Linked DNA regions of Homo sapiens: region 2 is linked to region 1. The links are chromatin loops, found by intact Hi-C in ENCODE. Cell type or tissue: GM12878. All regions are shown on one strand. Links, peaks and the distances in the headings refer to the core of each region. The heading gives the core; the rest is flanking DNA.

Region 1 (5,387 bases), core at 118-5,117:
GGTCTCATTTTGGCCTGGCTACCTTCCAGAAAGATTTACCAGACTTCTTGTGAAGAGGCCACTGTTTGGCTGAGGTGAAGGTAAGCCCAAAGCCAAAAATTGGATTTCTACTGGCCAAAGAATGTAGCTCACCAGGCAGAAATGGCCAATGTCTAGGCTAGAGGCCACTGCTCCTGCCCCCATGGCTGTGGCAGTCATTGCTAATTGATTTGTTGGCCTAGTTTGCATATAGTCTCAGGACTCTTGGTCACATCACTCTAGGAAATTACAACCAATGGACCATACTTGTCATGCAACAAGTTAAAACCTATTTGCTACCCCTGGAAATAGAGTGGGCATGGAATAGGAAAGTGCTTGGCTAAGACAGTCTATGTGTATGTATTTGCAGCACCAGCACCATGTTTTATTTCATTTTATCATTTCAAGTTTAGAACATTTTTCTTTGATTGTGTTTCAGTTTCTCTGGATGCTCTTTAAATTGTCTCATGAGGAAGTGAACACAACATGTCATTCCAGGAATGATCTGATTAGAGCAGAGACGGGAAAGCAGGATGCTCACCTTAGAAAGTTCTATATCTATTGATGTAGTAATATTAATGACCTCCTAGAACATGTGTTACTGTTGATCTATGTTTACCCTATCCTACAGAAGAGTATTTAAAAAATGTTTTTTGAACACACACATAGGATACATTTATCCCTATTAAATTTTATTATAAGATTTGGTTCATTAGCTCAACATTTGGCAGCCATTTGATGGAAAATTCCTTTGTAAAACATGTTTTCTCTTCCTGCAAGCTTTTCTCACCTACAGATGTGATTAGCAATGTCCTGTATCTTCATTTATGAAAGATCCATGATATTTAGCATCTCTACATCTCTGTAGAAGAAGAGAGTAAAACAGGTGCTTCTCCTTCTCTGATTAATTTCCACCCATTCTTCAGTTCTCATATGCTTTTCCCCTGGAAGACTTTCTCGACTCCCACCTCTGCTTATTTACCAGGATGTGTGACCTTGATAGATTAGGTGACTCATTTGTGATTTGAAAGGTCAAGAATTAGACACTATCCAAAGTCTCATACAAAAACCATAGAACTGCTCTGGTCTTAAAACAAAAAACAAAACCCAAAACCCTGTCATAACTGCCAGAATTCTTTATTGTTTAAACCAAAGCAGATTAAATAATGACTGAAAGAGGTGTTTTTATATGAAAATTATTTGCCACTTATGGCAAATTGAACAAAGTTTTTCTTTCTCACTCCCCTTTTGCCTTCATTGACTTTGGTGACTGCTAGAATATATATATTATATACATATATATATAATCATCACAGCTGCTAAATCAAGATAGAGAAGATCAGTACTTTCCTTCCCAGGGGATGCATCAACCATCATTAGAGATGCAGACAGCAAAACAGCAATTTGAGCCTCAGAGAGCAGGTTGGAAAAGGATAATTTACAGTTGTGTTTCTGCTGCTGGCATTACACTAAATCACACCAAGTCCCTTCATTTGTTAGGCATGCTTTCAGTCTTGAATCAGAACGAGCCTATCAGGGTATATGTTGCCTCCATTTTTGAAAATAACATTTTATTTTTCAGAAATCTAAGGCCAAGAAAAAAAATGAGTTTCCTACTCTGATGGAAATGCCTTAGGTGTACTTGGACCATGGGCAGAGGAAAAGCAGGGGGGCTGAATGTGAAGGCAGGACTTATGGCTGTGGAGTGGGAGAACAAAAGTCTCTTTTCCTCCTTTTCATTTTTCAGAAAGCCTCAATCAATACCCCAATTGTAACTGCACCAAGGGGCATAGGAGCAGAGAATCCAATACAAATGCATTAAAACCTTTTAAATTTGACAGACAGAGTGCAAAGGCAGATATATTCTTGACAGTGAATTTCTTATGTCAGAACAATGATTTCAAATCTCTTGGACAGAAGGGATCCTGGAAGAGAAGAGGTTAGTGTCAGTTTAGCATTGTCCTTTGTCTTCCCAGAATTTTATGCTGTTTTTTTAAAAAATGATAGCTTAGGATTTGGTTGAAATTATCAATAATAATGTTGCTTTGCAAGTTCTACAGGTCTTCAATATAGATACATAGAACGTGGAAACCACCTAGACCACCATTATCCATTTTAAAAATGAGGATTTTGAGATTTAGACTGGAGAAGACCTGGCCAGCTGAGGGCAGAGCTGGGGCTAGCAAAGTTCTGTTGGGTCTTTGTCCCAATTCAACCTCCGGGTAAATCTTTTACCATCTGGCCATGTCCATATGAGGTCATCAGCTGTGTGTCATCATTGCCATGGATATTCCGCAATTCGAGGGCAGGAGCCCCAGGAGGCAGGGTAGCCCGTCCTAAGCAGGACATGGTATCTCTCACAGGCTCACACTCTCTTGATTCATGGATTTATTCTGAATTGAACATGTTTTTTAGACAAAAGCCCTCATGATTTTAGAAAGTTAAAAAAGGAAAAATAAAAATACAAAACAGGCTTGGAGAGCAGAATAACATATGGAAACAATGAGTGAACATTTTGCTTTGATGATGTCAAGGGCATTTTTAAGTGCTCAGCCAAAGTTCTTTTACTGTGAACAACAAGATACTTTTAATCTTTTGACATTTATGCTAGTCCCATCTCTTTCCGCTTTTGGTCATGTGTATTGATTTTTAGTCTGTTATTCGGTGCAAGTATGAGTTAATGAGATCACCTGCCACCCCTAAGATTAACAGATAACTGTTTTCAAAAGAAGAAAGTCAACTTTTCAATAATCAATCCGTTTAGTTCATTTCTCTCTCTCCCCCCAATTCATTCTTTGCCAGATTCTGTGATATACAATGTTGGTGTCCTTGTACATTAAGATACTGTTGATTGGCCTAATTTGAGAATCCAGTCCATAACTTTAGCCTCAGCAGCACTATCTACAAATGAACTAAGCTATCCTATTTTTGTGCTTTTTCTGTTTTCAATTTTGAGTGACCATCCTTGGTCTATGGTTGCCAATCAAGGAGAATGAACCAGAAACACAAACCAGAAGACAGCCATAAACCAGAGGCGATCACAAAGGCCGGAAGAGATCCACCACCGTCTAATCTGAGACTTGTGGTTTCTGAGATAAAGGTTGAGGCAGCTAAGAACTGGCACACAGCTCTGTCAACTGCTCCACTGTAGACCAGTGATCCTCCTCCTCTGTTGTCACAGTCTTCACGTTCCCTACCCTGCTCCCCTGTCGACTTTAGTGATATGAAACAGTTTCCCTAACACCAGGGAACTGCATGAATCCCTCTGAAGCTAGAATCCAAAGGAAGGAAGAGCTCAAACAGAGTCCTGCAGAACACCTGGCAGTCGCCTCAGCGCCTCTGTGCTGTCCTTTTCTGTTATTTGAAGTGAGAGTACCACTCTGTTGAAACAAGTACAGGGAGTCTCTGAGATACCAGTTTCTGCCAAACTCCCTTGTTAGGGTTCCATGATTTCCAGGGCAGAGTCTCAGCAGAGCCTTCTAAAGACACAGCCACATCCTCCACCAGGTTTCGAAAATTGTGCCACATTCTTACTATTTCATCAACTGTTCCTTCTTCTGTAACCCAAATTTAGTTAATGAATCTGTTATTAATGTAAAAGGCAAAATAGAGAGCTCGGTCTTTCTGAAGTTGTTTTGGGACCTCCAGGACTGACAAGACACAGTACAAATCCAGTTCCTGTCCTGAAAATCAAGAACTCTTTTTTTGTATGTAAAGTTACTTTGTAAATTCTCCCTTGGCAATTTTCATGACAAGAAAGAATCACTTTTGTAGGAAAATGAGTAAAATTCTTGCACAAAGTTATCTTTTAAATGTCAGGACTTAAAAAATATCAAAAATAAGAAAGTAGTTTAAGGAGAAACTTATGAAACTTACAAAGCTTGCAGGATGTTGAAACGGTTTTGTCCCAAGTTATAATAGAATTTTGTTTTCCTAAGTCTTACTGTTGAGGGTCTGGCTTTGGATGTAAGGGACTCCTGTTATTGACAAATATAATGGGACATGTAATGTTTACTGAAATTCATTTTATCTGTTACTGAAATTCATTTTACCTTTAAGATCAAAAACAGCAGGTATTTTAGATTATATTAGGAAACAGATCAACTATTTCATTCCTTTTTTCCTCCATCTCCACATGGGGCATGTCCATACATGTAATACACACACACACACACACACACACACACACCCGTATCCATTCCAAGCAAATGTTTGAAGGAAAACAGGACCTTGAAAATGAATAAAAAGGAAAGTATATACATCACAAATGTGATTTTGAATCTAGACAAAAACAAGACCAGGCAATAGACAAGTGTTCTTCAGAATATGTTATTGTCAGTTAATTTTCTTCTGTGATTATTCATTTCATAACTGCAAAAAACCAGCAGTGTCATCCCAGAATTGTACAAATATAATGAAATCTTTTCATAGAGAAGATCTATAAGCCATAGTAGCAGCTGTTGCCCACATTTAGCAATTATAGGCTTATTATTTACTATTTATTAAATACCAGTAGTAGCAGGGTTCTATAAAATGAATGTTTTTACCTAGTACTTTTTCTTTGAAGTTGCTGTTAAATGGGCAAGAAAAAGTAGGCAGACAGAGAGAAAACAGAAATACTTTTGGGAGAATGCTAAAATAGTTTTGCAAGGTTCAATAATACATGATTCACTACAGTTGATTCTGGTCATGTTGGAAGTGTCTTGAGGATAACATATCTTGATGGATGGGAAGGGAACATTTACAGGAAATAATGAGTCTTAAGTCTGTATGATGAAGTAAAAACAGACCTCAAAGTCAGACACATCATGGATTTGAATGTATTGACTCATAATTTGCAGGGCTCCATAGGTGCAGAGTAACTTAAATTCTTGATATGATAGAAGTTTTGAGAAACTTTTCTTCACCACTTAGTTTGACACAGCATGTAGGGGGATGTTTCTCAGATCCTGCTTCAATGCACAGGGTGATGCAAACTTTACTCCACTCATAAATACTTTATGCCTAGGCACAGCACAATATAGTAAGAGGAATTGATTTTGTACTATCAGAACCTCTAAACATATCTCAGATTCGTCTCCTGTTCCCAACTCAGAATCACACATTTCTAATCTTGGGGGTTGGGGGCTGGGGACTGAAGAGGGGGTTGGTTAGCTAGCTAGCCTTTTCTCTTCTAAGACTTCGTGGAAATGTATCTAGTCCTGATTTGCCATCTTCTCTACCTCCTTCTATTCTTCCAACTCCCAAAGATTCTCCTTGGCTAATAATTCCTCTGTAGAATTCTGGCTTCTCTACTTCCTAGATGTGTAATCTCAATCAAGTTCTCTAAAACTCTGCTGTCTCATTGGGGAAATTGCTAGAGTAACACC
Region 2 (5,387 bases), core at 317-5,316, 67 kb before region 1:
ATTTAGGATTTAGATTCATGAAAAATGCAAAAGAGAGAGTTGGAGAGTCTTAGAACACATGAGTTTTCCCATGACACATGGGATTTATGGGAGCTACAATTAAAGATGAGATTTGGGTGGGGACACAACCAAACCATATCAGTGATATTGGCATGTTTGTTAGCAATGTTTTTTCTTTGATGAAGCCTCCCTTCCTCTCTGACTCTACCACTCCTGCTTGCTCCTTCTCTCTCTGAATCTTCTGCTTGTTCTGGCTCTCCCCCTCGAGATCCTGGCATGACTAATTGAACAACCCTGTTTCAGAGCCAGCAAATTTTCCATTTCAAGGACTCTTGGTTCATCCCTGAAGTGGTAAATGGGAAGCCTCCAACAAGAATATGAGCTCCTTGGGATGGAAAGTAAATGAGTCTGTTCTGATATAGCCAGGTTGTGCTTTTCTATTATCCTGGACTGGAGGAAGCTTGGGGCGAGGGTCGGGAGATAGAAGGCTGAGAGATGACATTCAAGGTCACAAATATGAAAGAGAAGAAAACATTGTTGAATTTTTGGAAAGACACATCACTGGCCTAGTTTTTTGCTTATGGGATGGGCCACTCTCACTCTCATCTCAGGAGACATAAATTTTTATGAAAAGAGGGAATCAGGAGAAGAGAACTTTGAGCAGCTAAAGAGAACTACTGAGCTTGAGGTGAAAAGTCAAGAGAAGGGCTTCAGATGCTTCCGTATTGCTGTTCCTTTGAAGCTTCATCTTAAAATGGAATAGGACTGTTTAGGAAGCAGGGAGTTAGAAACAAAAGGTTGTTATTATTATTGTTAAGTGCTTTCTCTGTGACAGGCACATCACTAAGATCATCATATCCATATCTCATTGATTCTTACAACTCCTTTGGAGAGTATAAGTTCTCCTATTTTGAAGTTGAGGAAACTGAGGCTTGGAGATGTTAAATGCTTTGCTTAAAGAGCAGCAAGAAAGTGACAGAGCCACAGAGAGCTTCCACTGCATTGTACTTTCCTGATAGTTTCCTTAGAGTATGCACTGACTTGGGCCCTTAAATGCTTCACAAGACCTGCAAGGATCATTTAGATATTCTCTTGCTTTTTCTTGGCTTTTTGCTGGAAAGCTGGGACTTCCAGAGGCACTGAAGGCTGATGTGTGCCCACCCACATTCACACACGAGGATGTTACCTTGCTCTCCCCGGCTGATTAATAGAGGATACATTATCAGAGCTAATAGGACTCAAATGAAGAAAACTGGTCAAGTGAAACCCCGTAAATTGGCTTGTGTGCTTCCTCTGTCTCTTTTAATACCCGATGCTGGGGATTTTCATCATTGTCCAGCCAGGCTACAGGGGAAAGGATTAGCGTAAATAACTCCCATGGCAGTGATAAGAGTGCAGCCAGCTGCTTTGATGGCCCATTTATTAGCATGACAAGAATTCAAATCTACAACAGAAGGAGCTTTTATTTTCTCTGAAAACATGGCTTTGCTTCAGAAAAATGACTGAAAATACAGACTCCTCTCTCTCCCTGTCTTCCTCTCTCCATTTTTTCTTTTCTTACCATTTCTGATATTAGTCTGTTCTGGCTGCTATAACGAAATATCACAGACCAGGTGGTTTATAAACATCAGAAAGTTATTTCTCACAGTTCTCAAGGCTGGGAAATCCAAGATCTAGGCCAATTGAGTGTCTGGTCAGGGCTTGCTTCTTAGAGCCATAGGTGGCTTCTTCACACTGTGTCCTCACAGGTGGGAGAATGAAGGGTCTTTCTTGGGCCTCTTTTATACGGGCACTAATCCCATTCATGAGGGCTCTTTCCCCACAGCCTAATAGCCCTCCAAAGACCTTATTTCCTAACACCATCACACTGATGATTAGATTTCAAAATATGAATTTTGGGGGGACACAGATATTCAGACCATAGTAGTTCCCTTCTGTCAGGGTGAGTTTTCCTCCCTTTTGCTTGGCAATGAATGAAGTGTGAAGCACAAGGACAAAATATCCCTGGAATGCTTGGTTGCTCAAGCAGCAGCCGTAGTAGCAGCAGCATGGAGAAGTGGGCACCAGGAAGTCTGGGTTTTCATCCCACCTTCTCTATTTATTACCTGGGTGGTCTTCGGTCTATTACTTAACCCTTTTGTGCCTAATTTCTTCCCAGCCCCCACCCCAAAGTGGGGATAATAAAAACACCTTGTAATAATAATAAAAAAATCTTGTAGGCTTTTGGTGGAAATTAAACATAAAAGGTTGAGAAGAAAGCCTGCTAGAGACTAGGTGGTTAATTCATGTTAATCATTATTAGTAGTGAGAGGGCATAAACTCATAGAAGGGAGAAAATGGTATGAGTGACGCCTCTGTGACAGTTCGTCTATTTTGTTTCTGTTCCCTGTCAGATGCCTCACTTGTTTCACTCTGACTGCAAGAGCCGATTTTGTTTGAGCTGCCCTAGCCGCAGGGTTACTGAGTGAGCTCTACGTGGGACAGGCACCACAGAAGAGCCACCAGGTTGTTTGTGTGTGATAGAGACGTGGCTCACTTGGAGAATAAGCAGCTAAAAGTAGAGCTCAAGGGCAGCTTTACAAAAGCTACATTCCCTGTGTTCCTGAGGTTTCTAAAAGAATATATTTTCATGGTAGTTACGGAGGGGTCAAGGTTCTTGGACATCTGAGTCCTGTCCTGCCTTAGTCATGTCCTGGGGAGGTGCTCAGCAAAGATCAAAGTCCAATAAATGCACATTTTTTCTGGCAATGTTTGATGCTTTTGTTCCATATTCCATGTAGTCTCCTGATGTTGGATCATAAGGAAGTTTCTTTCATTTTGGCTAGAGATAGGCTTTTCCTGGGTCCTCACTCATTACCCCTTCTGTGAAGGAAGCAGTCCTTCCTGGAGAAAGCTACTTAAAGGAAGATCATGTCAATGAAGGAAGAATTTTGTCTCTCTGCCTAGAGCAGAATTAGTGTGGGCCATTCATTCAAGGTCTTTAGGGGTGGTGGTGAGCTAGGGAAGAGTAGGAGGATGGCTTTGGCCTAAATAACTTTTTAAATGTTGTGAATGATAAATAATATTATAACACACATACACACACACACACACACACACACACACAATCTTAAGAGAGAGAGCCTGACCCCAGGTCAGGGGTCTATTGAATATCCTTAGCCTTTACAGATCCCATCATTAACCCTCCTTGGGGATAAGTAAGTGGGAGGCCAAGGGCAGAAAGGAGGAGTGAGCAGGGTTTGCAGGAAGAGAAACAAATTACCTGTAGAGCAAGAAAGGGAAGTAGAAGGTAGACGCTAGGATAGAGCTGTATTTCTCAAACTGAGAGATGAAGATGCATTCTCAGGGGCCCATGGCTTCTTTTTAAGAGTTGTTTAATTTTGTGTCTTTTAACTAGGTAATCCAAAAAGAGCATATAGGCATATTCTAGACCAATTTTATAACCCTTTGAGAATCCCCATTTGCATTTTTGTGCTGACATTAAAGACCACTTTTTAAGATTATCAAGTTATGTTGATAAAGAACAGAGGTAAACATCATACATGTGACTACTTTATAATGACAGTCTGTGCAGGGGGTCGAATAAAAAAGTGGCACGAGGAATAAACAATTACATGATATATAAAGTTTAGGAAAAGCTGCTAGAGTCAAAATAACTAACTCTGGAACAATCCGAGCTGCTTTTGTGAGCACTGGTTTTGTTTATTAAAAAGCACATTACCCATCACATTAAATTGATGTTGATAACTTGAATTTGTTGGTTTGTAGTTTAAATTTAATGTGTAGCTATATCTTGGTTGCTCAAGCAGCAGCAGCGTGGAGTAGTGGGCACCAGGCAGCCTGGGTTGTCAACCCACCTTCTCTATTTATTACCTGGGTGGGTCTTGATTTTAAAGATTTATAAGAGATACAAACATACAATATTTCACCTAGTATATGTTGTATGCATTCAAATAACATTGTTTTATTTAGCTATGTAGATAGTTCTTATACTGAGCCTAATACTGTTCCAATGGTTTTAGATATGTTAACTCATTTAGTCCGCAGAAATTACCCCAAGAAGTTGGGATCACTATTCGCCTCCAATGAAGAAATGAAGATGTAGAGGGATTAATTTGCCCAAGGACCAGTAGAAACTAGAGATGAGATTTGGACACACGTTTTCAGAGTCTAGAGCCTATACTTTTAATCACTTTATATACGGTCTTTTAATTATCTAAGTTTTATTCTTTAGATTAAATGTGGCCTCCTCACTACTCAAGTTTCAAAAACACTAGGAGGGTGTTGCTAAGATTGTCCAAAGCATTTATTATTGTTCCTTCAATTTCTCATCTCGTGCATCTTCTCTTATTTTCTGTTTACTTCCCTTGAACCTTACCTGTTACCTTAGCTATGACTCTATGTTCCTCCTTTTCTATCACATTAGGCCTCATGCCTTGCAAATCCTAGTAGTAACTTCAAGGCTGGATAAATTTTGGGCTAGTATCTTTCCAACACCCCTTCTACCTCTTCTCGTTGCGTAGCATCAATATAATTTGGAAAGGACAGACACGGCCTTTCTGTTCCACAAATAAGACCTGATAGTTTTAATCTGATCAAGATAATCCCATCTCCCTTCATGTAGTGACTGGTTCAGCTAGTTCAATCTATGCCAGTAGGCACATAGCATTACTTTGCCTAAAGCAGTTGATTTAGGAATGGATTTGTAACACAGAATGAGCCAATAAGAGGTGAGAGCAGATCTGAAGGATCTGCCAGAGGCCAGGGTTCTCTCTTTCTGGTTATTGTGTTGTGAGGATATGAAACCGCCACTTTTCCACCACAAAGAAAGCCAACCTTGAACTGAGACTGAGTGCAAAAGGTAGAGCAAAGAGACTGAAGAACAGGGCCACTGCCAACATTGATAAACCATGGAGCCAACAATTTTGAAGGCTTCCCTTTCTTGAAACTCTATATTACACGAGCCAGAAATTTTGTGTTAGTTTAGCCAGTTGGCTCAAAATCAAGTTCTGAGATATGTTTCATAGTTGGACGAATTTGCAATGGATTCTGATTGTCTCATCCACTTCTAGTTCCGGAGGCTTTCCACTTAACTGTATTTGACAGTAGGTTGTAGTGTGATTGCAGTATTCTTTCTCCATTATCTATGTATGACTAAAGCCCATATTAAAATGAATTAATTTATAACGTGTATGAGTTTTCTGTCACTGCATAACAAATTACCACAAAATTAGTGGCTTAAAACAGTACAACTTCATTATCTTACTATAGTCAGAAGTTTGCTATAGATATTACTGGGCTAAGATCAAGGTGTTGGCATGGCTGCCTCAGTTTCTGTAGACCCTAAGGAAAAAGTCTGTTTCCTCATTTTTCCCAGCTTCTATAGG

Evidence for each region. Hi-C counts contacts between places; a loop is a spot of excess contacts. Peaks named below come from ENCODE experiments on the same cell type or tissue, not always from the same donor. Only the 100,000 strongest peaks of a DNase experiment are listed, where the experiment ranks them.
Region 2: a loop joins it to region 1, with 4 times the contacts of the local background. A loop is called at or near these places in 2 of 110 quality-filtered maps.

The regions. Positions count from the first base shown.
Region 1 is chr11:42,770,819-42,776,205 of GRCh38, reverse strand. No RefSeq gene overlaps it. Among named protein-coding and RNA genes, the nearest start is that of LINC02740, 520 kb to the right of the region's middle. In GM12878, for the core only: no CTCF peak of the experiment used is centred there; no DNase peak of the experiment used is centred there.
Region 2 is chr11:42,837,676-42,843,062 of GRCh38, reverse strand. No RefSeq gene overlaps it. Among named protein-coding and RNA genes, the nearest start is that of API5, 470 kb to the left of the region's middle. In GM12878, for the core only: no CTCF peak of the experiment used is centred there; DNase peaks (open chromatin) are centred at 2,422 and 2,624.